2 separate regions of the Homo sapiens genome follow, and region 1 is linked to region 2. A link is a loop called in an ENCODE intact Hi-C map of the cell type or tissue named here. Cell type or tissue: dorsolateral prefrontal cortex. All regions are shown on one strand. Each heading gives the region's core, and the rest is flanking DNA. Links, peaks and the distances in the headings are about the cores only. Region 1 overlaps ENO1 (enolase 1). Region 2 overlaps GPR157 (G protein-coupled receptor 157).

Region 1 (8,324 bases), core at 56-8,055, 240 kb before region 2:
TCTCCTGCTGTACTGCCCTGAGGGTTGTATTCTGCACCATCTCCTCCCCCATCACACCTCCATTTCACTGTTACTAGAAATACAAATAGCATTCTATGTGGACTCACCACTGCTTTTCCCCTCTAAGACAGAGCCCAACTCCAGCCAACAGTAGGAATTGCTGAATTCATTATAAGGAGCAAAGCTCTTCTGAGTAACCAAACTGACAGGCTATTGTCACCTGGTTTTGCACCTGATATTCAAAAAAAATTTTTTTTTTTCTTTTTTTTTGAGACAGAGTCTCACTCTATTGCCCAGGCTGCAGTGCAGCGGCAGGATCTTGGCTTACTGCAAGCTCCGCCCGGGACCATTCTCCTGCTGGGACTACAGGCGCCCACCACCAGGCCTGGCTAATTTTTTGTATTTTTTAGTGGAGACGGGGTTTCACCACGTTGGCCAGGATGGTCTCGATCTCCTGACCTCGTGATCCACCTGCCTCAGCCTCCTAAAGTGTTGGGATTACAGGCGTGAGCCACCGCACCTGGCCAAAAGTGTGATTTCTTAAGAGTAAAGCAAAGAAATGGGAAGAGACCACAGGCTCATGTAGCTCATCACTAAGATCATGGGCCTCTTCCTGAAAGGTTTTAAAATCTTCAGGAGACTTCATGATCTTCCCCAGTAAAGACGCCACCTCAGGCCACTCACATTTATTTTCTGTTCCATCCATCTCGATCATCAGTTTGTCAATCTTCTCTTGTTCTGTGACGTTCAGTTTCTACGAGGGAGAGGGGAGAATGAGGGGTTGGGGCCACTCTTATCTGCATAGCCTTTGCTCCCCTACCATGGAATCTGACTTTGGAACTGTGTAATATCAAAATCAATTCTGTGATGTTTGTTTTATAAGCAAAAAAAGTGGAGGACAAAAATCAGTGGGGAGACAAAAAACTGCCTTCTGCTTGCTTTGATGGTTATCAGGCATTCACCCAACAATGCAACAGAGATGGCACTCTCAGACAATGCTTTTGTAACAAAAGGTTAATAGTCTACCCAGGGAGCCCAAAGTGACTTTACACCCAAGAGAACTGTCAGGTATGTGCTATGTAGACCACTGCTACCCAGGAACATGGCTTTCATAGGCAATAAATAAGCAAAGCTCACTGTTCACTCAAGCAGGCTGAGCCCTTGAAAGGCAGGCTCTGCTGCTCACTCTTGGCTAACTGCAAAGATGGCAAATCTTCATCCTCTGATGGGAGGCATGATTTCTGCAGGTAGTCCGAAATCATTTAGCAAAGCGTCTAATGATGGATCAAAATGAATTTTTGATGAGACTATAAAGTAACAAAACTGACGTACTGAGAACTGGCTCAAAGTAATCCAATAAAAATCAGTATTACTTTTTAATTTTTTAATTTTTATTTTTTAAGACAGAGTCTCATTCTGTTGCCAAGGCAGGAATGCAGTGTCACGATCTCAGCTCACTGCAACCTCCACCTCGTGGGCTCAAATGATCCTCCAAACTCAGCTGGGACTATAGGCATGCACCATCATGCCTGGCTAATTTTTATATTTTTTTTTTATAGAGATGGGCTTTGCCATGTTGCCCAGGCTGGTCTCAAACTCCTGGCCTCAAGGGATCTGCCCACCTCAGCCTCCTAAAGTCCTCCTAAAGTGTTGGAATTACAGGCGTTAGCCACTGCACCCAGCCAAAAATCAGCATTCCATTTTAAACTAATATATTAATAACAAGGCATTATTTTTATCTATGATGTGCTTGATATAAAAAAATATGCAAAGAAAATCAACTCTGATCCCATCATGCTGTATGAGCAATTTGGTGTCTTTCACAGCTTTGTCAAGGCATCACTGCAACAGGCAGGCAGTTACCCAAGCACACAGCTTCAGAGGTCAATTCTCACTAACAGTTTGGTATGTTTCTCTAGGGGGTTAAAAAAAAGTCAGGGGATCCTGCTCATCGTGTGAGTCACACTATGCAGGGGTATGAAGGGACAGAGAACAAGGTATGTGTGGAGGTGTCCGGGAGACTGGCAGGGGGTGGTGCAGACAGAACGGTAACAAGACATTTTGTCTGGGGGCTGGTCGGGCAGGGAGTAATTACAGAGTGCCACAAAAGCCAGGCCTAAACCAACGAGTCAGGGACAGAGACAACAAAGGAACTCCTCCTTTTCCCTCGTGTACAGAATGAATTCATGGAGGAGAGGGACTAGATTCAAGAATAGACGGAGGCTGTGGCTGGGCTTGGACTGGGCCTAGAGAGCTTTGTTATTTTTATTTTTTGAGACAGAGTCTCACTCTGTTGCCCAGGCTGGAGTGCAGTGGCACAATCTCTGCTCACTGCAACCTCTGCCTCCCAGCTTCAAGCGATTCTCATGTCTCAGACTCCCAAGTAGCTGGGACTACAGGCGTGCACCACCATGCCCGGCCAATTTTTGTACTTTTAGTAGAGATAGGGTTTCACCATGTTGGCTAGACTGGTCTCCAACTCCTGACCTCAAGTGATCCACACACCTCAGCTTCCCAAAGTGCTGGGATTACAGGTGTGAGCCACTGCACCTGGCCCGGAGTGTTTTTAGACAGGGGTTTTCAAACCAGTCCCATCTGATGAGCGCCACAGGAATTACGGAGGGACGGGCCGAAGGGAGGGTAAATGAGATAAAACCTGCAGAGTCGGGTGGGTTGCTGGGTCCCCAGCCCTACTTCACCTCCAGCAGCTCTTTTATGTTTGACATACTGAGATTTCCAGATTTTACTTAACAGGAACTCCACTGTTAAAGTCAGTAGAATTATAGTAAATAATTCCAAAGTTCATGAGAAATTAGTCACCATGGACACTACCACAAACACCCCTGAGAGCCACTCTTAAAATCTGGATCTTAATTTCTTCAAAGGTCCAGAGAGTTGCAGGGGGGAAGAAACCTCAGGGCTCGAAGTGTCTCATTCTTCTGATGCAATTCCATCTGCTCCCAAAAGTGGGGTGAGGCAGCGGGCAGGTTAGAATTATGTCATGCATGGATTGTTCTCGTGCGTGACAGGGAATCCAATAGGCTTCTACAGCTCTCAGAATAAGCTCTTCCATAAACAGGAAAGCCCCTGGGCCTGGGAGACGCTCTGGTGGCATTAGACACATTAGTTATCAGGAGGCAGGTCCTACCTTGCTAACCAGGGCAGGCGCAATAGTTTTATTGATGTGCTCAACAGCCTTTGAGACACCTGGAAGGAACAATCAAATCAAATTACTGACATTAACTTTAAAACAGGCTTGAGCAGCATTGTTAGAGAGAACCACTGTTGAGGCCGACGCGGAAGCCCACCAAGGGACCTTCTGTGGGACCTCTTCCCCCTCTCCCCTTTCCCCCCAGAATCGGAGGACTTTCCGGCCCAGTCTGAGTGCTCCTACCTAGGACCCCAGAGGGTTAGAGCCACACAAAACAGCAGCTGGCTCAGAACGATCTGACTGGAGGTTAGTTTGCAAGACCATGCACTGGAAACGCCAACTGCAGACTAAAGGCTGTTCAATCAGTTACCTGAGTGCACAGGGCTGGTGCCAGGAACTCATTAATATACTTAATGGGTCTGGAGACGCCTGCCCAGCAGAGGATGAAGAAGGAAAAATGAGAGAGACTCAGAAGAGAACCGGTGATTAAGGACTGCGAGTGAGAGACAGTGAGGGGGCAGGAAAGCAGAGGAGAGCATTTCAGGGGCCATGCGTTCAATCTTCCACAAATGCTTACTTACTGAGCACTCATTACCATCAAGGCACAGCATCATCCTGCTCCGGCTAAGTCCCCACGTACGCCATTAAACAACGGTCAAATGGTAACATGTTCGTGTGTGTAGAGTGCTTCTTACAGCATTAAAGCGGGACTGAACACCCAGCACCACCACTGCGACACCAGCCCAGTGTTTCACAACCTGATTTCATCATTGTCCCCTCCCTGCAGCCTTTTTGGAGTTTTCCGGGTGCCCCACTGAGAATGCGTGATCTAGCCCTATGTGCTTTTCTGTAATTTGGCCACATGTTCTATCTCTAGAAAGGTCAATGTTGCACACACACTAAGTCAATTTGAATACAGCCAGAGGCTAGCTCTGCCACAGAGCAGGGCTCCTATGAGTCAGTCAACAGGAAAATCACACTAAATGACACACCTGCAGCTCACCATTCAGGGCAGGTCATTGGTTAGACCTTCCCTGGATCCTTTCTAGCCCGTGAAGAGGCTGATGATCTCTGGAGGGCCCACAGAACCCTCCTGGGAGATGGGGAAACTTTTCTTTAGTTAACAGGCCCTGTTCTCATGCTTGGGTTCCTGTCCTAACCGTGAAGGAGTATTTCGCAGATTGGGAACAAACTGCAATAGAAGCAAGCATTGGAACTCTCGACCCAGAGCATGCAGGCTCGGGAACCCCGGAATCCACACACCAACTTTCCTGTCCACAAGGTGGTGCACTGCTTCCATCAACATCATGGGTCACAGCAGGTTTACCTGCCATAAACCTGCAAGTGCAAGTGCCACCCAGAGAGGACAGGACTGGGCAAGGCCAGGAATGGGGCTGGAAGCAGGGAGGCCATGGGCTGTGGGTTCTAAGGCTTACCCTTCCCCATATAGCGAGTCTTATCATTGTCCCGGAGCTCTAGGGCCTCATAGATACCAGTTGAAGCACCACTGGGCACAGCAGCTCTGAAGAGACCTGGATGAGAGGAAAAAAGATGTAGTAGCAATTCAGAAATCCAGTTCCAGCACAATCCCAAGTCCCCTCCCGCCCACAGATGCATTTGTCATTAGGGAGCTGTTTCTTCCTCCTACCAGCTGTGTGAATTAAACGCTCTGGGCTGTTCTTCATGCCTTTCACATGTTTATGATCCTGTACTGCAGAACTTACTGCAAAGATGACTAATTCCTCTAGCAGAAAGAAAGTGTTCTACAGCAGAGCCTACATGCCACCTGGAGGTCTTGTTAAAATGTAGATTCTGACCCAGGCAAATATGCATCCCTCACAAGCTCGCATTGGTGCCCTGTGGATTACTCCAGCAGCACTGCCCAAGAGAAATCCAATGCGAGCCACACAGGGCATTGAAGACGTTCTGGTACTTTTTTTTTCTTTTGAGACAGAATCTCGCTCTATCCCCCAGGCTAGAGTGTATGGCGTGATCTTGGCTCACTGCAATCTCCACCTCCTGGGTTCAAGCGATTCTCCTGCATCAGGCTCCCCAGCAACTGGGACTACAGCAGCCTGCCACCACGCCCGGCTAGTTTTTTTATTTTTAGTAAAGATGGGGTTTCACCATGTTGGCCAGGCTGGTCTTGAACTCCTGATCTCAGGTGATCTGCCCACCTCGGCCTCCCAAAATGCTGGGATTACAGGCATGAGCCACCATGCCCAGACAGGTACTATATTGATGTTAAGCATAAAATTAGGGTAATTTAACTGGCTCAGGAGGAGTATCTAGCTCATTTGTTTCAGTTTGGACAATGCTAAATGCTATTTTAGGGGTTCTATGCCCAACTGGAAACTGGCAAACAGGATGGATGTGGGGGGAAGGAATAAAGATAATAAAATGCGCAGTTTAATAAATGTAAGAACTGAACCAAGTAATCTTGCAGATACTGAAACCAGCCATCTGGTGAAACCTATACCTGTAACAAGGGCAATCTTTGGTGGAGGCAAAAGAACAGATGGTGTCAAGGAAGATGTTGCAGAGAAACCAACAAGATATTTCTAGCAAAGGACCCAGCAGTGTTCCCTGCTGCACTGCAGTGTGCGCTATCAACAGGTCATACTTCCTTCTTGAAAGCTGCCCTGGCTCCCTACATATCCACCCTACACTGGATCAGGCAAAGACAAGATGAAAACAAGAGGCTTGGAGTCTACAGACTTTTGGTGATGATAACGTGTTCACGCATGTTGACCACTCTAGTGGGGATGCTGACAATGGGGGGGCTGCGCATGTGCAGAGGCAGTGGGTACTCATGGGTTTATGTACCTCTGCACCTTCCGCCTGCTTCTGCTGTGAACCTAAAACTGCTCTAAAAAAGTTGATGAGACAGGGAGAGAGAGAGATGAAAGGTTCTGAGCAAGTCCATCATTTCATGTTTTTTGAAAAGGATTAAGACACACAAGAGAAAGTTCCATTCATTTCAATTTCAAAATGTCCAACTCCCAACAATCTTCTAGCATCTGGGGTCTTTTGTTGCTTAAAGTTCATTAATATCCAAGTAGAAAGTTCCACCCATTGACTAAGCAAACCACTCTTACTGGATGAAGGGAATTCTTGGCATCCTGTGAGAACCCTCAGGGTTCCCCATAAAGCCAGTGAGAAACCCCACAGTGCTTGAGAGCCCACACAGCAAGCAGCCAACTCAGGCATTCTTTTGCCCAACGAAGTCAGGCCTCAAGGATCCTTTCTTCCTGAGGGGGAGGGGAGGTGCAAGGGGAAGGGAAGGGCTGGGGTTCCACTGCTAGGCCTGTGACTCACAGATGGTGACTCAGCTCCGACTGGCAGTTCTCTGTGAGTTTAGCACCGCTGAGTGATTCTGCCTGAAGCTCCTTTGCCAACCTCACCCACTCTGTCCATCGCGCCATGTGCTGGAGGTAACACAGAGCTACAAAGGCACTGGATTTTCTTCTTAAAGGAAGGAGTTTCACAATTCTCTAATTTTTCATAAGAAAACTCCTCCTATAGGGATTGACAGCCAGGTAAAAATGAGAGCCTCCAGACTATTCCAAAGCCTACAGGTAAAAACTGTCCTTGATCCTTGCTGAAGACTGATTTCTAGTCACAGAGATAAAGGTGCTATATTCACACCTGCTATCCCTCCCCTTATCAAGAGATACCATCCTATCACACTGTATCCTGCATTTGGTCACAGCAAGCTGTCAGCCAACAACTAGTGATGGGCCCCTTTAGGGACAAGGTCTTGTGGTATCACCTTACTTCCTTACTTCACTGACTTAGGAGCCAACTTATGTGGTTTTAAGCCAAGGAGCTGGCAGGATCAGGCGGGGTGGCTCACACCTATAATGCCGGCACTTTGGGAGGCAGAGGCGGGCAGATCACCTGAGTGAGGTCAGGAGTTCGAGACCAGCCTGACCAATATGGTGAAACCCCCGTCTCTCCCAAAAATGCAAAAATTAGCCAGGTGTGGTGGTGCACACCTGTAGTCCCAGCTACTTGGGAGGCTGAGACAGAAGAATTGCTTGAACCTGGGAGGCAGAGGTTGCAGTAAGCTGAAATCATGCCACTGCACTCCAGCCTGGGTGACAGAGCAAGACTCCATCTCAAAAAAAAAAAAAAAAAAAAAAAGAAAAAGAAAAAGAAAAAAATAAGCCGAGAAACAGCAAGACACTGGCTCCATGCCTAAAAATTCCCCAACCCTCACAGTCAGGAATCACAACCTACTAGCATGTGCAGACAGAAAGAAAAGCTTTAACAGATTTTTTTTTTCCTAAGGCTCCAGCATTTGTAGAAAATTTTTAAAATGAAGCACGGTGGAAGGAACCATGGAAACCAAGGAGGTGGCACATACCTTTTGAGGTGAAGAGATCAACCTCAACAGTGGGATTCCCGCGAGAGTCAAAGATCTCCCTGGCATGGATCTTGAGAATAGACATGGTGAACTTCTGTAGAAGAAACACACAGTTCATGTTTTCCATAAGCCATAATGCTGCATTTCCTCACTCATTCAAGGAATCACTTCCGAGGTTCGTGGACTAGAGAGAATCAGCACTGGACTAAATACTGGATGTAGGAAAGCTGGCTAGGGTGGGGGGAAAAGCCTGCTGGAAAGCAGTGAGAATTCTCCTAATTAAGTAGTTAGGGCCTAGCTGCGGAAGGCCTTAACCTTTTTATGCCTAGTATTCCATTACTGGAACGCTAAGGGCGTGGGAGTTACTTTTATCCGACTGCTCAAGTCATTGCCAAGGTCTGATTTTTCACAAAAAAAGATTTGCAACCTCTGGCATAAATGGGTTAAACCCTAGCAATTGAGGTCTTGTTCTGTAAGAAAAAAGAAAAAAAAAAAAAGAGAGAGAAAAAGCCCACAAACGTGTGTGCCCAGGGAGAATCAAATCCAAATAGAAAGATGAATGTGTTGCTCGACGCAGAGTGGCCCAGGAGCTGTCTGAAACTGGCTATTGTCATGAGTGAACAATGAGGGCTGGCATGGGAATGGAAAGGAACCAAGAACAGACATGAAGGTCACAAGCAAAACCACCTAGGGCCAAAAAGAGGGTGGCGGGACCAGGGGAAAACCTTGCTTGTAGCAGAATTAAAACAAAATAGTGAATGAAGTTTGGACATAATTCTTCAGATTAATATTCACTTAGTAGGT
Region 2 (8,324 bases), core at 262-8,261:
CAGCGAGGGCAGACTTGAGTGGATAGGCACCCTCCCGCCACGTCCACCCAGGCTGCCCAGGTCTTCCCAGGGACTTGAACTAGCTCAGGGAGGTAGGGGAGATGTGTGGTGGAGCCCGGATCCTTCTCCTGAACCCTGACTGCTAGATCCTCTGCCCAGTCCCCACCTCCACATGGAGGTCTCAAAGTCATCTGAAACAGCTCACATCCAAGACAGAAGATGGATCTTGACCCCTGAGGCCAATGCTCCCTTCCCAGTCTCAGCTCATGGAAACAACAGCTTTCTCGTTGCCCAGGCCAAAGCCTTGGGGCTCTGTTTTGACCCCTTTCTTTGTCCCATAGCCCACATCCGATCCCCAGCAAGTCCTGCAGCCCTCTTTTTTTGTTTAAAATAGATGCAGGGTCTCCCTATGTTGCCCAGGCTGATCTCAAACTCTTGAACTCAAGCAATCCTCCTGCCTCGGCCTCTCAAAGTGCTGGGATTACAGGCATGAGCTGCCACCGTGCCGACCTCTAACTTCAAAACAGATCCAGACTCTGGGTACTTCTGCCACCTTCTGCCACTGCCCCCGTGTCCAGGCCACGTCACCACGTCTCTGGATGGGCTCCCTCCTCCGCCTCTGCCACCCCCTCCTGCTCCCCCCTACAGTCCATTCTCAACACAGAAGCAGCAGGGCTGCTTGAAAACCCGAGTCTGCTCCAGTGAGTCCTCCACTCGGAGCTCTTCAGCGCTCCCCACTCCACATGCTCCTTACGGTCGCAGCGGGGCCAACCCTTATGGTCACAGTGGGGCCAACCCTGAAGCCACACCGACCTCCTTGTTATGCTGCAGACACGCAGCACCCCCGCCCCAGGGCTCCGCACTGGCTGCTCCCTTGCTCTGGAATGCCCGTCTCCATCTGTCCCCAGGGCTCCCCCCGGCCCTCTTCAAGACTTTGCTCAAGCAGCACCTTCTGGATAAGGCCCGACACCCCTATTTAAACTGCACAGAGGCCGGGTGCAAAGGCTCATGCCTGGAATCCCAGCACTTTGGGAGGCCGAGGTGGGTAGATTGCTTGAAGTCAGGAGTTCGAGACCAGACTGGCCAACATGGTGAAACCCCATCTGTACTAAAAATACAAAAATTAGCTGGTTGTTGTGGCACGTGCCTGTAATCCCAGCTACTTGGGAGGCTGAGGCAGGAGAATCGCTTGAACCTGGGAGATGGAGGTTGCAGTGAGCCAAGATCGCGCCACTGCACTCCAGCCTGGGCAACAGCAAAACTCCAGCTCAAAAATAAATAAGTAAATAAATAAATACATAAATAACTGCACGTGCACTTCCTAGACAGTCCCATCCTCACGTTCCGCTTTTTATTTTAGTCTGTTTCCCACAGTTTGTCTCACCCTCAGTCCCACGATGTTATTCACCCTTGTTCCTTGGGCTTATTGCTTATCATCGTCCTCCCCTCCAGAATGCAAGCCCCCTCCCTGCACAGGGAGGGCCTGCTGTACCCCCAGCCCACCCACCTCCTCTCCAGAAGGAGAACAAAAACGTGAGCTCGAGCCAGACTTGGCTTTCCTCCTGGGAATGTCTTTCATGAGAGGAAGGAGGAGATTCCTTCCAGATCAAAGCTGAATTTGTAAAAATAGATGAAACTGCTCATGATGAACACGTGATTTTTTTTGGCCAGGAGTGGTGGCTCATGCCTGAAATTGCAGCACTTTGGGAGGTCAAGGCAGGAGGATCGCTTGAGCCCAGAAATTTGAGAGTAACCTGGGCAACAGAGTGAGACACTGTCTCTACAAAAAATTTAAAAATTAGCTGGGCATTGGCCAGGAGCAGTGGCTCATGCCTGTAGTCCCAGCACTTTGGGAGGCTGAGGCGGGCAGATTACTTGAGGCCAGGTGTTCAAAACCAGCCTGGCCAACATGGTGAAACCCCGACTCTACTAAAAATACAAAATTAGGCTAGGCGCGGGCACAGTGGCTCATGCCTGTAATCCCAGCACTTTGAGAGGCTAAGATGGTCTGGATCACTTGAGGCCAGGAGTTCAAGACCAGGCTGGCCAAAATGGTGAAACCTGTCTCTACTAAAAATACAAAAAAATTATCGAGGCATGGTGGCGCACACCTGTGGTTCCAGCTACTTGGGAGGCTGAGGCATGAGAATTGCTTGAACCCGGGAGGCAGAGGTTACAGTGAGCTCAGATTTGCCATTATACTCCAACCTGGGCAACAGAGCAAGACTCTGCCTTAAAAACAAAAACAAAATTAGCCAGGTGTGGTGGCACACACCTGTAGTCCCAGCTACTCAGGAGACTGAGGTGGAAGTTGCAGTGAGCCAGAGGTGGAAGTTGCAGTGAGCCAAGATTGAGCCACTGCACTCCAGCCTGGGCAACACAGTGAGACGCTGCCTCTAAAACAAAAAATGCATTTTTGAGCCAGTCCTGTGCCTGGGATGCTGACGGCCCAGGGGAGGGGAGACGCCCAAGGTATTCTGCCAGCACCTGGTGTCTTGTGGAGTCACTGCTGCATCGTGGTATCTCTCAGCCCCCAATCTTCTGCAACTAACCTGCTCAGAGCCGCCCTCCTCCTCCTCCTCCTCCTCCAGCTCACCGATTCTTGGCTCATTCCTAGCTAGAGGCAACTAGCACATTCTCAGCTCCCTGCCCACTTCGATCCCGTTTTTCTGAAACACTTGCTGATTTGGAAAAGAGGACCCATTGTCACCCGTAAGGGTCAGCCTCAGCCCCGCAGGCTTCCTGCCCTGCCAAAGGAAAGGCAGAAAGAAAGACACACAAAGGGCATCTGTAGAGGAGAGTCCTGGGCAGGGCCTGGCGGAGTGCCTGGGATACTTCATCAGGGGTCCCGGAAACTTTCCAGGGCAGTGGAAAAGAAGAGGAGGTGAGAAGGGCATCCATCACCTGGGCAGGAGACCAACTACTAATAAAAGTCTAGAAGAAGACAAAAGATCATTTCATTTTTTCTTTTTTTTGAGACAGGGTCTCACTCTGTCACCCAGGCTGGAATACAGTGAACTCCCAGGCTCAAGTGATCCTCCTGCCTCACTGTCTCAGCCTCTCAAGTAGCTGGGACTATAGACATGCACCAGCACACCAGCTAATTTTTTTTTTGAGAAGGAGTCTCTCTGTCACCCAGGCTGGAGTGCAGTGGCGCGATCTCAGCTCACTGCAAGCTCCGCCTCCCGGGTTCACACCATTCTCCTACCTCAGCCTCCTGAGTAGCTGGGACTACAGGTGCCCACCACCACGCTCAGCTAATTTTTTGTATTTTTCATAGAGACAGAGTTTCACCGTGTTGGTCTCGATCTCCCGACCTCGTGATCTGCACACCTCGGCCTCCCAAAGTTCTGGGATTACAGGCGTGAGCCACCGCACCCGGCCCTAATTTTTTTTTTTTTTTTTTTTTGAGATGGAGTCTTGCTCTGTGGCCCAGGCTAGAGTACAATGGTGCAATCTCGGCTCACTGCAACCTCTGCCTCCTGGGTTCAAGTGATTCTCCTGCCTCAGCCTCCTCAGTAGCTGGGATTCTAGGCACCTGCCACCACGCCCAGCTAATTTTTGTATTTTTATTAGAAACGGGGTTTCACCATGTTGGCCAGGCTGGTCTTGAACTCCTGACCTCAGGTGATCTACCTGCCTCGGCCTCCCAAAGTGCTGGGATTACAGGCATGAGTCACCATGCCCAGCCTTAATTTTAATTTTTATTTATTTTTTTTGAGGTGCAGTCTTGCTCTGTCGCCCAGGCTGGAATGCAGTGGCGTAATCTTGGCTCACCGCAACCTCCATCTCTTGGGTTCAAGTGATTCTCCTGCTTCAGTCTCCCGAGTAGCTGGGACTACAGGTGTGTGCCACCACATCCAGCTAATTTTTGTTATTTTTGGTAGAGACAGGGTTTCACTGTGTTGGCCACACTGGTCTGGAACTCCTGACCTCAAGTGATCCACCCACCTCGGCCCCCCAAACTGCTGGGATTATGGGCATGAGCTACTGCACCCAGTCCAAAAAGAAGATTTCAGACCAATGGGAAGTCCCACAGCCATCTCCAGCAAGGACTCCACCTGAGGCAGAAGTGGGGTCTAGGGCGGGTGAGAACTGGTTACATTTCCAAGCAAAAAGAAAAGAGAAAACTAAAGGTCTTGACGCGAGAAGACACAACGGGAGTGGAGGGTGGGGATTAGGTGTCCAGATGGCCACAGCTGCAAGGTGCCTCCTGACTCAGAAATGGCTGCTGGGTAGACAGAATGGCCTACAAGATGGGTACACACCCTCCTACAATTTCAGCCCTGAAAACTCAGAGGGCAAATAGAAACACAGGGACTCACTCCAGCAAGCCTGCAGGATGAGCCCGGAAGTCTAAATTCAGAGCATTTCCTCTGGACCTATCTTACTGCCCCAGCCACTCCTCACATTGAATCTTTGCCTGTAGTTACTTGCACTTCTGCCTCTCTCCAGGAGGGCAGGATCCATGTCTGAGTCCTCAAGATGAACTCCCATGCTATACAGCACTCTGGTGCTAGGAGATGCTCGGTAAAAACATACTGAATGAGGCCGGGCGCGGTGGCTCACGCCTGTAATCCCAGCATTTTGGGAGTCCGAGGTGGGCGGATCACTTGAGGTCAAGAGTTCCAGACCAGCCTGGCCAACATGGTGAAACCCTGCCTCTACTAAAAGAACAAAAATTAGCTGGGCGTGGCGGCACGTGCCTATAATCCCAGCTACTCGGGAGACTGAGGTAGGAGAACCACTTGAACCTGGGAGGCAGAGGTTGCAGTGAGCCGAGATTGTGCCACTGCACTCCAACCTGGGCGACAGAGCAAGACCCTGTCTCAAAAATAAATAAATAAATAAAACTAAAATAACATACAGAATGAGTGACCGAGTGGATCAAAGAATGGGTTAATCTGTGGCCTTTTGCAGGCGTTTGCTTGTGGCCAGGAGGAAGCCCCTAGTTCCACATGTGCAGACTGGGAGGCAGGAACAAGGAGGAACTGGGCCAAGGTGTCAGAGGAAAGCCATTCTTTCGTAGGCTCTCCAGCCAGCCCAGCCTACTCATTTCTGAATTCTGGAAACCCCTGCCATTTAGGATATAATAAATCACTAGGAAAAGTTAGGTGAGTTATTTGCGTCACTGATTGTGAAATTCCACAGTCTTCCCTTCCCCTGGGGCAGCCCGGCCTTGGGTCTGTCCTCACCTTTTAGCTAAATTCCTCAAGTTTAAGCAGCCACCACAGGCCGTCCACCAGGGGGCAGGAGAGGGCCATGACCAAGGACACAGCAGCCCTGTCTGCAGCAGCCCTGTGCCCCCACAGGCCCTTAATCGGCTAAGCCTCGTTTCCTTATCTACAAAGGAGTAACAGGACCCGGCTCCTAACGGGGCAGTGGGAACCAATGCACGATCCGTGTAACACAGCGTGTTGCATGGTGTCTGGTGCACAGTAAGTGCCTGGTCCCCTCTGGCCCATCACTGGTTCTGTCCCCAGAGACGCAACCTGTCCCCTCGGGGGGCCAAACTCAATGCCAGGCCTTGCACCTGGGCACAGCGGCCATGCAGAGGGCCCTGAGCTCTAAGGGCAGCGCCTACCGCTCTGTTGATGTGCTTCCGGACCAGGAGGTACAGCAGAGGCAGCAGCACATATGCCAGCATCTCCCACAGCTTCCCCGTCAGCAGCATCCACAGGACATGGTCCTTGGCCTCCAGGTCGATCCAGCACCAGCCCACAGACACGTCCGAGGCGTCATAGCCAATCTTCTTCAGGGCGACGGCTGCCACAGTGATGACCAACGGGACCCCCCAGCTGAGGAAGGAGGAGAGAAAGAGGCATCGGGGTCAGGCCATGGCTCCCGGCAATGTCAGCCTTCGCAAAAATGACGGAGGACGCCCTTCAGAAAGGGGATGCTCTCCAGAGCCTGGATGGCACAGTGGCCCTGGAAAATAAGAAGGGGTAGGTGTTGCCCTGGGAGCCTGGCTCTACTTTAGAATTCTTCGGGGACTGGCATTAGAATGGAGTGACGTGGGACAGCCAGCTCCCAGCGTGTGCCCAGCTCCTTTTGCATACATGTGTGTACAGAGTTCGAGACCAGGCTGGCCAACATGGTGAAACCCTGTCTCTACCAGAAATACAAAAATTAGCTGGGCGTGGTGGTGCACACCTGTAATCTCAGCTACTTGGGAGGCTGAGGCAGGAGAATCATTTGAACCCAGGAGGTGGAGGTTGCAGTGAGCTGAGATTGTGCCATTGCGTTCCCGCCTGGGTGACAGAGTGAGACTCCATCTCAAAAAAAGAAAAAAGAAGAGTTTTGTATACATGTGTGTACAGAGCACAGGGCCAGGCAGGTGTGTGTTTGCTGCTGTCGTGACTGTTGTGAGTCACGTCCTGCTGTCCCAGGTTTCAGGCCTGTGGTGCAGACAGTGGTACTGCGTGAGGCCTGTCTGGTTTCTGTTCCAGGAAGCCTTGGGCACCAGCGTGCGAACACCTGTCCATGCTCGTGCAAATGTGCCACAAACAATCAGCGCCCCCTGGTCAGCCCTTGGGTCTAGGAGTGCACACACTGGGGGCTTAGGGTTGCCTGGGCAGGGAATTCCAGGGTTCTGCTTACCTTCGGCAGGCTCTAGGAGGGGGAACGTGGGCTTTGGGCAGTGTGTCCCTTTGGCCTTGAGGACTTCTTACACAATGGCGGGGAACAGAACCTGGCAAGGGTCAACGGGGACCTTTGAAAACATAAAGCTCAGGTAGGGGCCCCTCTAAGGGCAGTGTTGGGCTCAGTTTTCTTTTTTTGAGACGGAGTCTCGCTCTGTCACCCAGGCTGGAGTGCAGTGGCACAATCTCAGCTCATTGCAACCTCCACCTCCTGGGTTCAAGCGATTCTCCTGCCTCAGCCTCCTAAGTAGCTGAGATTACAGGCGTGCACCACCACGCCCGGCTAATTTTTGTATTTCTAGTAGAGACAGGGTTTCACCATGTTGGCCAGCCTGGTCTTGAACTCCCGACCTCAGGTGATCCACCTGCCTCAGCCTCCCAAAGTGCTGGGATTATAGGCCTGAGCCACCATGTCCAGCCCAGGCTCAGTTTTCTAGAGCGCTCTCCCACAGCCAGCCACACAGCCAGGAGTAGGCCCCTTCCCTGTGGTCCTTGAACCAGTCTGTTCCTTACATAGCAATGGAGCACACAAAGGCTATAGTGGCTCCTGAGAGAGGCAGGTAGTGGGGTAGTTAAGAGCTTGGATTTTAGTGTAGTGGGCTTGGATTTTAGTGCAGCGGGCTGGATCCAAGTCCCACTTCTGCCCCTGCTTGGGCAAGTTATTTAGCCTCAACATGCCAGGTTCTCTGCAAAGTGTGGATGACGACAGTGACTACAGGGTGTCATTGTCGGGTCGTTATGAGAACAAATACATGTGTGTACAGAGCACAGGGCCAGGCAGGTGTGTGAGTGTTTGCTGCTGTCGTGACTGTTGTGAGTCACGTCCTGCTGTCCCAGGGTTCAGGCCTGTGGTGCAGACACTGGTGCTGCGTGGGGCCCGTCTGGTTTCTGTCCTGGGAAGAAGACACAAGTACCCCTGTCCTAGGTCAGGTGCCTGGAGCGCAAAGCCTTAGGTAAACAGGAATGATACTATGATAACTGTGAGATCAGAGTTCAACATGAATCTGAGGCCAGAATGAGGCCAGGAGAACTGTGCTTCAAGGGTTTCTCCCAAATGCTGCAGGGCTGGCAGAGCAGGCCAGGCAGGGATGAGGATGGAAGGGAAAAGTCAGTTCCCTGGGACTGGGAAGGCCTCATGCAGGATGCTTCCAGAACAGAGGGGCCCTGGCCAACCATCCCCTCTGCAGCATTCTCCAGTCCCCACTGGCCTCTGTAGGGAAGGGCAGGAGGGCTGATGGCAGAGTCACATCACCCTCAGTGGCCTCGGTGGCAGGAGGCAGCATGTCCTGTTGGAAGTCACAAAGACACAGGAGCAAAAAGACCACAAAAGGCCAGGCGCGGTGGCTCATGCCTGTAATCCCAACACTTTGGGAGGCCAAGGTGGGCAGAACACTTGGGGTCAGGAGTTTGAGACCAGCCTGGCCAACATAGTGAAACCCCATCTCTACTAAAAGTACAAAAATTGGTGGGCGTGGTGGTGCATGCCTGTAATCCCAGCTACTTGGGAGCCTGAGGCAGGAGAATCGCTTGAACCTGGGAGGCAGAGGTTGCGGTGAGCCGAGATCACGCCACTGCACTCCAGCCTGGGTGACAGAGCAAGACCCTGTCTCAAAAAAAAAACCAAACACACACACACACACACACACACACACACACACACACACACACCACCCATAAAAGAAA

What was found. A loop is a pair of places that touch in the nucleus more often than their neighbours do. Peaks named below come from ENCODE experiments on the same cell type or tissue, not always from the same donor. Only the 100,000 strongest peaks of a DNase experiment are listed, where the experiment ranks them.
Region 1: it touches region 2 in a loop (2.4-fold over the local background); 3 of 110 quality-filtered maps call a loop at or near these places.

What each region holds. Positions count from the first base shown.
Region 1 is chr1:8,867,304-8,875,627 of GRCh38, forward strand. It overlaps ENO1 (enolase 1), which reads right to left. Exons shown (of 12, transcript NM_001428.5): 2 at 7,521-7,614; 3 at 4,588-4,683; 4 at 3,149-3,207; 5 at 685-754. The coding sequence starts at 7,605. Among named protein-coding and RNA genes, the nearest start is that of MIR6728, 4.9 kb to the left of the region's middle. RefSeq lists enhancers at 5,797-6,586, 5,977-7,176. In dorsolateral prefrontal cortex, for the core only: a CTCF peak has its summit at 4,434 (motif pointing right); a DNase peak (open chromatin) is centred at 6,478; H3K4me3 peaks cover 2,825 bases; H3K27ac peaks cover 5,375 bases.
Region 2 is chr1:9,105,692-9,114,015 of GRCh38, forward strand. It overlaps GPR157 (G protein-coupled receptor 157), which reads right to left. Exons shown (of 4, transcript NM_024980.5): 2 at 5,585-5,798. Among named protein-coding and RNA genes, the nearest start is that of GPR157, 19 kb to the right of the region's middle. RefSeq lists an enhancer at 4,998-5,047. In dorsolateral prefrontal cortex, for the core only: CTCF peaks have their summits at 5,237 (motif pointing right) and 5,438; a DNase peak (open chromatin) is centred at 5,250.